2 separate regions of the Homo sapiens genome follow, and region 1 is linked to region 2. Evidence: read pairs that join two places in POLR2A ChIA-PET (ENCODE). Cell type or tissue: MCF 10A. All regions are shown on one strand. Each heading gives the region's core, and the rest is flanking DNA. Links, peaks and the distances in the headings are about the cores only.

Evidence for each region. ChIA-PET counts read pairs that join two places held together with the same protein. Peaks named below come from ENCODE experiments on the same cell type or tissue, not always from the same donor. Only the 100,000 strongest peaks of a DNase experiment are listed, where the experiment ranks them.
Region 1: POLR2A ChIA-PET joins it to region 2 with 9 read pairs; 4 of 35 experiments call an interaction of 5 or more read pairs at or near these places.

What each region holds. Positions count from the first base shown.
Region 1 is chr1:93,220,155-93,225,542 of GRCh38, reverse strand. It overlaps CCDC18 (coiled-coil domain containing 18), which reads right to left. Exons shown (of 29, transcript NM_001378204.1): 15 at 3,800-3,934; 16 at 3,607-3,684. LOC107985521 (a long non-coding RNA gene) reads left to right here. Exons shown (of 2, transcript XR_001737683.2): 2 at 1,172-5,076. Among named protein-coding and RNA genes, the nearest start is that of CCDC18, 42 kb to the right of the region's middle. In MCF 10A, for the core only: no CTCF peak of the experiment used is centred there; no DNase peak of the experiment used is centred there.
Region 2 is chr1:93,321,959-93,327,346 of GRCh38, reverse strand. CCDC18-AS1 (CCDC18 antisense RNA 1) reads left to right here. Exons shown (of 9, transcript NR_034089.1): 6 at 685-745; 7 at 1,452-1,578; 8 at 2,618-2,712. Among named protein-coding and RNA genes, the nearest start is that of CCDC18-AS1, 21 kb to the left of the region's middle. In MCF 10A, for the core only: no CTCF peak of the experiment used is centred there; a DNase peak (open chromatin) is centred at 2,306.

The DNA.
Region 1 (5,388 bases), core at 136-5,135, 100 kb after region 2:
GGCCTCCCAAAGTGCTGGGATTACAGGTGTGAGCCACCTTGCCTGGCCTTAAGTGAGAATATTTTGAAATGCTGAAGTTACTAAGAAAATAATTTGTCAGCTAGAAAAAAAGAAGTGAAACCTTCTTTGCTTTGAAACAGTGAAAATATTTTCAGAAAGGCAGCAATTTAACTTGGTCCAAGTGTTCATATAGTTGCCACTGCTTTACTACCTTAATACCAAAGAGCAACTCAAATTTGGTACTTTTCGTTCAAGGCGCACATATTGCATACATGCTCCACATCTCATCTATTAAGATTCTTGTCTTGCTCCTTGTTTTCTTTATTGTAAATTTGAGCTTCTCAATGGTGTTCTTCCTCTTAATGCTAATAATGTTCTAGTAAGCAGTCTTGAAAAAGTGAAAGAAATCTTAGATTTCTTAGCAGATGAAAAAACGAGAAAAACATTCTCTCTTGCAGATTCTATTCTACATCATGAAATTATCTTTGCCACTCTTATTTCTAAAAAGGGAATCTTATAAGATACACAGTTTTTGAACACCACCCTTATAGTCTGTATATGAAATCATTAACAGCTAAAAAATCTGTAATTCTGAATGACTAATTAACATTTGTTTTATGAAAATTATAAATACTTAGAAATTTTCTTTTTTATGAAAGAGAATGGGCATTGGGACTTGTATCATCCTTCACACAGAGAAAATAAATAAAACCTATGATTCTGTCAGAATATCACTACCTAATAGTTAACAGTGTAATAACTCATTTGGGCAAGATTCATCATTAGATATGAAAGCCATTGATTATAAGGTTATTGAGGAACAGGATATTCACATGGCCTCAAAGACTCACCCCAAAGTTAGTTTGCTAATTATCAATGAAAATGTATGCCCTTAAAATAATGAGATCTGGCAGTCATCAAATTAAATAAGGTATATAATCCTGAGAGTGTCTCCTTAAATTTTGTGTCATCACACTTGATTCACTGGGGTGAATCAGGTCTGGGGCATGGCTAGATACTCTTCAAAGCTTCCAGGTGATGCTGATGCTGCTAGTTCACAGACCATGCTTTGAGTAGCAAGGCTATAAAGGACAATTTTAAGTAATTGGGGAAATTTTAGTACGGACAATGTTGAATGATATTACTAACTTAATGTTGACTTTCTCTGTAGTGTAGTGGTGGTGTGGCCATACAGAAGAAATTCTCTGTTCACAGGAGATGCATGTTAAGTATTAAAGGGGTAAAGTATTATGACATCCGTACCTTCTCTCAGGCGGTTTGGCAAAAGGGAGGTGGGTTGGTAGGGACACACACAAGCATGCATGCATGTGTATGTGTAGAGAGAGATAAAGTGAGTGTACCTAGAGTTTAATAGAGTTTAACAGAGAGTGAATCTAGGTGAGGAGTAGACTATTTTTTCAATTTTTTGTGGGCTTGAAATTTTAAAAAATAAATTAGAAATAAATCAATTATAGCTAATAAAAAACTAATTAAAAACCCAAAACATCCGCTACTCTATTGAATTTCTTATTTGAACAGAGTTTGAAAGTCTGAATCTCATACAGATAAACATCTTGCATTGTATACAAACCACTTGCAAATGTGTGTGTGTGTGTGTGTGTGTGTGTGTGTGTGTGTGTGTATAAATAAATGAAATCAAAACAAAAACAAACACCACTCTGCTGAACCAAAGAAGCTCCTCAGGTGCACAATCTGGAGACAACCAGATAGGGCCCTAGGCTATGCATCTTCAAAAAAAGAAGGTAAACTCTTCTTTTATGTTTAAGACTTTTTTGTGGGGGTTTTGGGGAATCTAAAGTAGAAAATAAGAGGAAAACAAAACAAAAGAAATAAAATCTGTAAGTCTAATAAGCACCTTTTCAATTTTCCATTTAACAGCAGGTAACAACTGGTTTAATTTACTGATTTCTTGTTACCAGTTCAGAATTTTATCATCAACCTTTTAGCTTAGTGATACAACTTTAAACTGACCCTTATAACTTTCCTATAGATAAAAAAATTCATATTTCTTTTGCAGAGAACAAGTTGAGGCATGTTGAGAGACATGAACAAAAGTCATGAAAGGAAGGTAGTAATGACATAATCAGGAGAGAAGTAGACTTCAGGCTTCTATTTTGCTGCTATAAATAACTTATGTGTAGAATCAGTCAATATAGCTTAAATCATAGGAATTTGGCTTCTATATTTCTTACTCATTTTGATTTTTCCCCAAACAGCAAACCTGCTAAAGATGTTAAAGGAATAAAATCCAACATCATACTTCATTCTTTTGCTGATTTCTTTTCCATCTCATATCTGGCTATTAACACACGGAAATACCTCACCAGATGACTGCCCAGTTACGTTAGGTAGTTTAATGAAAACCAGGAGTTAAGTGGCTGCATGAGTTTTATCTAATAAAAGTATTTCATGCCTACAATCTCTGTACAGTAATCATTTTTTAATATTAATGAAATTTGGGGCTATTCTTACACAGGGAAATGAACTGACATTGCATTAAATGTTAAGAGTTTTGGTGAATACTACAGGAATATTTATGAATAAACACATGTCTACATGGGCATACACAGTCACAAAATGAATTAAAAACAGAATAGGGAAAAAATAACATCGTATCTTTAAAGCAAATCTTTTATATTCAAGCTACATATGACAGAATAAACGTCATAGCATATTTGGACCTACGTTTAACACTAAAAATGCAAGAGAAAATACTAAATATATAGCAGTTAGTTACAAAACTTCGGGCAACTCAGTATGTGCTAAGCACTTTATATACCCTGTTTCATTTAATTCTCACACTAATGCTCTTCTAGGGTATTGTCATTCCTATTTTGTGGATGAAGAAATTAAAGTTCAAAGAGTTAAATAACCTGGCTAAGGTTACAGTGAGTGGGTAAGCACTTGAAGCCACACTGAAACCCAATTTAACAACAAAGCCCATGTTTTTAACCATGAAGATATACTAGCCAGAAAGCCGTATTTTAGCTAGAAATTCTGGCTTTATCTCAATTAATCTTACAAGCCAACTGATAAAAACAAGCAAAATTGAATCACTTTTAGTTTTCTCTTCCTCCACTTCCTCTGGTAATTTTCTTTTTTTTTGGTAATGTTAATAAGTAGCAATTATAGCTAAAATTTAAAACAATTTTTAGGGTTATAAAAACTGTTTTAAGACAAAAAGAGGCTAGATAACCTGCAAACTAGATGATTAACTATCAAATAATTAAGATCATAATTCGCTCTAAAGAAAATACATTTAAAGGAACTAAGTTCATTGAGTCAGATCAAATCGTCAGCTCTGAATTGCCTTTTATCTGTACAATGTTTACAATTTACAGAGAAAAGTAAAAAAGCCACAAGAATGTCTCCAAATAGAAAAAAATAATTAGCCAGGCATGTTGAAGCACGCTTGTCCTAGCTGCTCAGGAGGCTCATGTGGGAGGATTACTTGAGCTCAGGAGTTCAAGGTTGCAGTGAGTTATCATCATGCCACTGCACTCCAGCCTAGGCAAATGAGAGAGATTCTGTCTGTTAAAAAAAAAAAAAAGGAAAGAAAGAAAAATAAAGTATTAGCATACTAGCCTTGATTGTTTCTTCAGATACTTGGTTCTGTAATGCTTTTAAAGCTTCATCTTTCTTCATATTTTCCTTTTTCATTTCCTAAAAACAGTAAGAAAAGTATAAGTATGCAGATTTGATTAGATTTAAAGGCAAGTTATAGAGACATAAAATATTAGTCAACTTCTAAATAGCACTTTTATAAGGATGATTTTACCCCTTTGCTTTCCGTCAAGAGTCTATCTAGTGATTCAAGATGATGTTGTTTGCATATTATATCTTGTTGCAACATGGACATAGTCTTTTCTTGTTCTTTAAATTGTTGGTCCTTTTTCTCTAGTTGAGCTTCAAGCTAAACATGAAAACAGAATTTTCATATTAAATATTTTAAAATTTTGAAACATTTTAAATATTAAATACATGTGACACTATAATTGAAATTACATAGATTTTTGTATTTTGCCAAATTGTCTTCAGCTTCTCTCTTTTTAAGGAAGAAATGAAATCACTTGCATGAACAGACACTTCTCAAAAGAAGACATATATGTGGACAACAAACATACAAAAAAAAAGCTCAACATTGCTGATCGCTCAAGAAATGCAAATCGAAACCACAATGAGATACCATCTCATGCCAGTCAGAATGGCAATTATTAAAAAGTCAAAAAACAGATGCTGGAGAGGTTGCAGAGAAAAGGAACACTTTTACATTGCTGATGGGAGTGTAAATTAGTTCAACCATTGTGGAAGGCAGTGTGGCATTTCCTCAAAGACCTAGAGGCAGAAACACAATTTGACCCAGCAATCCCATTACTGGGTATATACCCAAAGGAATGTAAGTCATTCTATTATAAAAATACATGCATGTGTATGTTCATTGCAGCACTATTCACAATAGAAAAGACATGGAATCAACCTAAATGCCCATCAGTGATAGACTGGATAAAGAAAATGTGGTACATACATACTATGGAATACTATGCAGCCATAAAAAGGAACGAGATCGTTTCCTTTACAGGGACACGGATGGAGTTGGAAGCCATTATCCTCAGCAAACTAACACAGGAACAGAAAACCAAATACTGCACGTACTCACTTATAAGTGGGAGCTGAATGATGAGAACACACGAAGACATGGGGAGGAACAACACATACTGAGGCCTATAGGGGAGTGGGATGGGAGAGAGGGAGCATCAGGAAGAATAGCTAATGGATGCTGGGCTCAATACCTAAGTGATGGGATGATCTGTGCAGCAAACCACCATGGCACACATTTACCTATGTGACAAATCTGCACCTCCTGTACGTGTACCCCTGAACTTAACGGCTGAAGAAAAAAAGGCAAAATGTAGAAACTAAGAATATAGACCCCTTTACCCCTCCCCCTTTACACTGTCGTTGTCACATGTATTATATCAATATACCTCATCAGTAAATGTTATAATTTCTTCTTTCAACTGCCATAGATATTATAAAAATCCTATATTTACCAAATATTTACTGTTTTTGTTGTTCTTCCTTTATTCCTGAGGTCCCAAGTTTCTCTCAGGTATTTTTTTTCCATGAGGAACTTTCTTTAGCATTCTCTTTTAGAACAAGTCTGCTGGTGACAAATTCTCTATGCGGTCCTTCATCTAAGAATGTCTTTATTTTACCTTCATTCCTAGAGAGTATTTTTGTTGGATATAAAATAGAATGACAGTTTTTTTCTCTTTCAGCATTTAAAAAATGTTGTTCCATCTTCTTATGTCCATAGTTTTTGATGAGAAATCTGCAGTAATTTTAACATTTGTTCCCTTATATGCA
Region 2 (5,388 bases), core at 297-5,296:
TTGATAAGAACTTGGCACATAAGGTAAAATTTAGGTTTCAGTTTAAATGTCCCTTCCTCCAGGAAGCCTTTTATTATCTTCTTGGACTAACTTTGAAGCTCCTGCTCTGAACTTTGATAGAGTTTCCAGATTGTATGGGACATATTTATAGTAATTAATAGATTATACATTATTTATCTGAAATTCAAACTTAACTGAGCATCCTATATTTTATCTAACAATCCTATCTATATTTCATCTTTTCTTTTTTAAGAACCTACCAAATTTTATTGTGATTGCTTATTTAAGAGAGTAAGCTGTGTAAGGTCAGGGACTATGTCTATCTGGCTTACGTTTGTATTTCTTTTTTTTTTTTCTTTTGAGACAGAGTCTCCCTCTGTCACCCAAGCTGGAGTGCAGTGGCGCCATCTCGGCTCACTGCAACCTCCACCTCCCGGGTTCAAGTGATTCTCCTGCCTCAGCCTCCTGAGTAGCTGGGACTACAGGCGTGTGCCACCACGCCTGGCTAATTTTTTTTGTATTTTTATTAGAGACTGGGTTTCATCATGTTAGCCAGGATGGTCTCCATCTCCTGACCTCGTGATCCACCCACGCCCAGCCTGTAAGATTTTTAAAAATATATTTATACATCATGTAATTTCAAGTACTCAAACTTTGTTTATGCTCTTCTCTTTCCCTAAATAGAATTTCCTTTCATCTCTGGTAAAAGTCAGCTCTCTAACTACTGCATCTCACAGCTGAACAGGTAAACATGTTCACTGGACCTGCTTTAAATACATATCCCTTAATGCTGCCCATAGCCAGACTATGTTTCCTTAGTCCATTCACTCTTCCACTACCTCTTGCCTTTTCTTTTCTCAAGCCTTCAATACCTCCTCCCTCATCCTCATTCTCAGCAGATGATCTTGTTTCCTATTTCACTGTAAAAGGAGAAGCCATGGGCTGGGCGCGGTGGCTCATTCCTGAAATCCCAGCACTTTGGGAGGCTGAGGCGGGTGGATCACCTGAGGCCGGGAGTTCAAGACCAGCCTGACCAACATGAAGAAACCCCATCGCTACTAAAAATACAAAATTAGCCGGGTGTGGTGGCACATGCCTGTAATCCCAGCTACTCGGGAGGCTGAGGCAGGAGAATCTCTTGAACCCAGGAGGCAGAGGTTGCGGTGAGCCGAGATCGCACCATTACACTCCAGCCTGGGCAACAAGAGGGAAACTCCATCTCAAAAAGGAAAAAAAAAAAAAAAAAAAGAAGCGATAAGAAGGAAATTGGCACAAAAAGGATAGCCCATCATGTTCTTTTTGGGCCTAATTCTCTTCACCCATTTCCCCTGTTCCCCAACTTTTACTAGACCCCAGGCCATTTTGGTACTAATCTGTTGGGCCAAAGGAAAAAAGTAATGGAGAACTAATGAAAATAATAATGTGTTTGTTGTATTTGTAATGTATTTCAGATAACTGATACCGTGCTTCCAGAAGATTTTTCTAACAGTGTTTGCAAGCTATAAAATAGTGCTTTCACTTAGAAAAGGCTAGACGTGGTGGTTCATGCCTGTAATCCCAGCACTTTGAGAGGCCGAGGTGAGTGAATCACTTGAGATCAGGAGTCTGAGACCAGCCTGGCCAACATGGCAAAACCCTGCCTCTACTAAAAATATAAAAATTAGCCAGGCATGCTGGCACATGCCTGTAATCCCAGCTACTTGGGAGGCTGAGGCAGGAGAATTGCTTGAACCTAGGAGGCGGAGGTTGCAGTGAGCCGAGATCTTGCCACTGCACTCCAGCCTGGGCAACTCCATCTCAAAAAAAAAAGAAAGAAAGAAAGAATTACCATTCTCATTCACCTTAATCCATAATAGCTTCAGAGCCCTGACTAAGAGGGCTCTGAGGTCAACCCAAATCCTCTCCTAGGACTACCAAATAGTCTCCTTTCTAAGATAAGATATTATATTAATGCTCATTTAGGCAGTGGCTTTCAGACTTTTGTTGTTTATTTCCCACAGTAAGAAATATATTTTGCATCTATAGCAAGACAGTTCAAACACATACAGTCACATTTATGACTGAAACGAAAGTTCATGAGACCATAGTTATCTTTATGATACGCAATGATGAGTCAAAGCTTATAATTTAGAAAATACTACATTAAAGAATTGTTAGAGGGAGCATAGGCTGGGCGCGGTGGCTCATGCCTCTAATAGACAAAATCTTTACGATTCCACAAATAGCTAGATGAACATTAGTTTGGAAACTACTCAACTATAACTCTCCACCCTCCACATACACACAAAAAGGAGTGCCCACATGCATGATTAAGCTGCTTGGCTATGAATAAATGACTCATATGACTGTTTGTCTAAGTGGTAAAAAGCAAAGCTGATGTAGGAACAAGTAAGGTAAAATCAATTAGGGAAAGGGAACAGCTCCTCCCTATTGTTCTTTTTTGTTCTCCACCAGCATAAACACTGCTATCCAAGTAGCCTCTGCATTACAGAGGGCTGAAAATTAAGCCCTGAATTGGGGAAAGGGACTAGATGGATTCGATGGTTTCTAAGTTACTTTTAAATCCTAAAACTTTATTCTCTTAATAAACATTTACTGATTGCTTAATACGTACCAGGCACCATGCTGGGAGATAAGGATCCAACATAAGACAAACAGTGCTGATGCTTTTGGAAAGCTCATATTCAAGCTGGGGAGACAAACAACATACAAGTAAGTAAATACAATGAAATTAATGTTGTGAAGGAAGTAACAAAGTCCAATGATAGGGAATAATAGGGGTAACCTACTACTATTCTTATCTATTATTATTATTAATTACTACCATTACGATTATGGTAGGAGTTTGACTCTATGCTGTGTCAAATGGGCAGCCATCAAAAGGATTTAAACAAGGAAGTGACATGACTTAGTTTTAAAAGAGCACTATATTGTGTGGAGAATGTGTTGGGAGGTGGAAAGAATACAAGTAGGAAAATTATTTTAGGAGTCTAGGCAAGACATGATAGGGGCTTGGATTATGGTGGTGACAAACTAAAATCCTGTTTTGTTTGCAATTAATAGACAATGAAAAAGTATTTTTGAATACTGATTTGAAAATCTTACTTATTTTGCCTCCAAAGCATACATTTTTTTTTTCTGTCTTTGCTAAATCATTTAAATCCAAGGGTTCCAAACTTTTTTTTTTTCTGCACACAGTATGCTAGTGGTGGTTGCTTTTAATATTCCAGAGCTCTGTAGTCAAGATCTTGAGTGTAGGAGTTGGTTGGGGTGGAAGGACTGTAATAAGTTGAGACTAGTGGAAAGAAGAAGCTGGTGCCAAGTTGCTGTGCAGAACAGGGCATAGGTGCATACTATAGTTCCTTGGGAATTCTATGAAGCTTGGGACAGTGTTGAAGATTCTGTATGGACAAGGCCCACCTTAGTCAAATAGGGGAAAAGAAAGATATATAAACTACAAGTTCACTTTGGAAAGGCAGAGATATCAGAATAAGAGAGTATTATTTGCATGAGGGTCTCAAAGCTTCTTGGAAGAAATGATACAAGAATTTGGAGTGATGATTATTACCCTAGAATACCATGATTATATTTCCTAAACCAAATAAGAAGAGACTTTTTCCAGCCATTTTGAGGGAAAGTGAATGGGGCTGCCTGGGAGGGCAGGAAATTCATCTAAGGTAGCAGAAAACTAAGATTTGTGGCTAGTGTTAGGACAGCAGCTGTCTGCATGTGATGAATTATTTGTTATGATACAGTTCAACGTTTCTCTGGCCTAGTCTCTGAGAAAACTTAAGTCTTTAATAAAGAACTGAAGAAAAGCTTAAAGAAAAAGACTGCCTCTTGGAGGATTAAATTGAGTTAGCCTAAGGGCCAGCTTTCAGCTCAGAGAGCTGTTACAAGCACCAGAAGGAAGGAGGTAGGAATCCCTCTCCCTACCCCACCCCTATCAACTTTGAGTAGAGCCCCAGCAGGAGCAGGGGGAGAACTAGTGCAGAGTCCTGGCTGGAGCCTTGGCAGAAGGGTGAGAAAGCTCCCAGGGCTGGGAGGCCACTCGGGACCCATGAAAATGGGAGAAACCTCACACGTTGGTTGTCCTTATAAAGAAAGGACAGGGTGGGAACTTGTTATCCATGTACCCAAAATCCCCAAGTGTGGCCTCAGAAAATAAAGGTTACATTGGGTGGGTTGGTGTAACAATTGCTGTATCCCAAAACAAGCTGTAGAATCTTTGGAGATTCACAAGAATTAATTAAACCGATATTAGTCTAGAAATGGTTTACATCCAGATTCTGCTTGGATCCGAGAAAACAGTTTCCCTAAACTTCCAGCCCCCAGTTTGCGAGAGAACAGTCACAGACACACATTCGGACTGATACTGTGTTCTTTCCTCCTACACATGTAGTTGAACAAATGCGGAAAACTCTAAAAATAAGTTCTCTAATCAAGATTCCAGATCGGGAGCAGGCTAAAAGAGGTCTGAGCAATGTTTTCATTTCTTAATGCTCTTGGTGGGTTCTTGGTGAGAGGCTTATTCTTAAAAAGCCCATTTGTAGGCTAGGAGCAAAGACGCTACAGGAATTTACCTGGTTGCTGACCAGTTACCAATGCATGTCCATGTCCATTCTGGTTCTTAAGCCACACTTGTAAACAGCATATAGACTTTTGTAAAAAGGCAAGTCAAAAGCTTTCATGAAGATATTGACATGCTATATCATGTATAAACATATTTGGCTCTTTGAAATGTCTCAGGAATGAATCATACATGTCGCTTTCCACTTTTGGAATAGACTAAAACTGGTTCAGCATGTCCAGCAGGTTAGTCTGGCTTCCAAAAGTTGTTTGGCTATGTATTTGGCTAATGCGAAAGTAATTGCGGTTTTTGCCATTGCTTTCAATGCCATTACTTTTGCACCAACCTAATATATTTGTGCATTTCTTTAAGGAAAATAATTAACCATGCTCTTACCTGCCAGAAGTAGTTCTTAGCTTAATTGCTATTTTCATCACCTTCATAAATTCACATCTAGTTCACAGCAACATTCTAGAGGAATGGTATATGTCAGCCAATAAAAACCACCTCATTAGAAAGTGTTAAAAAAGTCATTTTAAGAAACACCATTCAAAATTTGAGTACGAAAATTAATTTTGCAGCACAGATATACGTTGAGTAGAACTTACTGTTCAAATATAGAAAATGACCAATACATATAAGAAAAATATACTTATTTAATTCCTAAAAAACACATAGATTTTGCTGATAGGAAAAAGAGAAGCAGGGATATAAAGGCATAAATTGCATGCTTTCAAAACACACAGGCTGTATTGATGAGAAACAGAGATGTGTGGACATGGATGCGTGAAAGGACTCACTAAGGCTATAATGAAGGG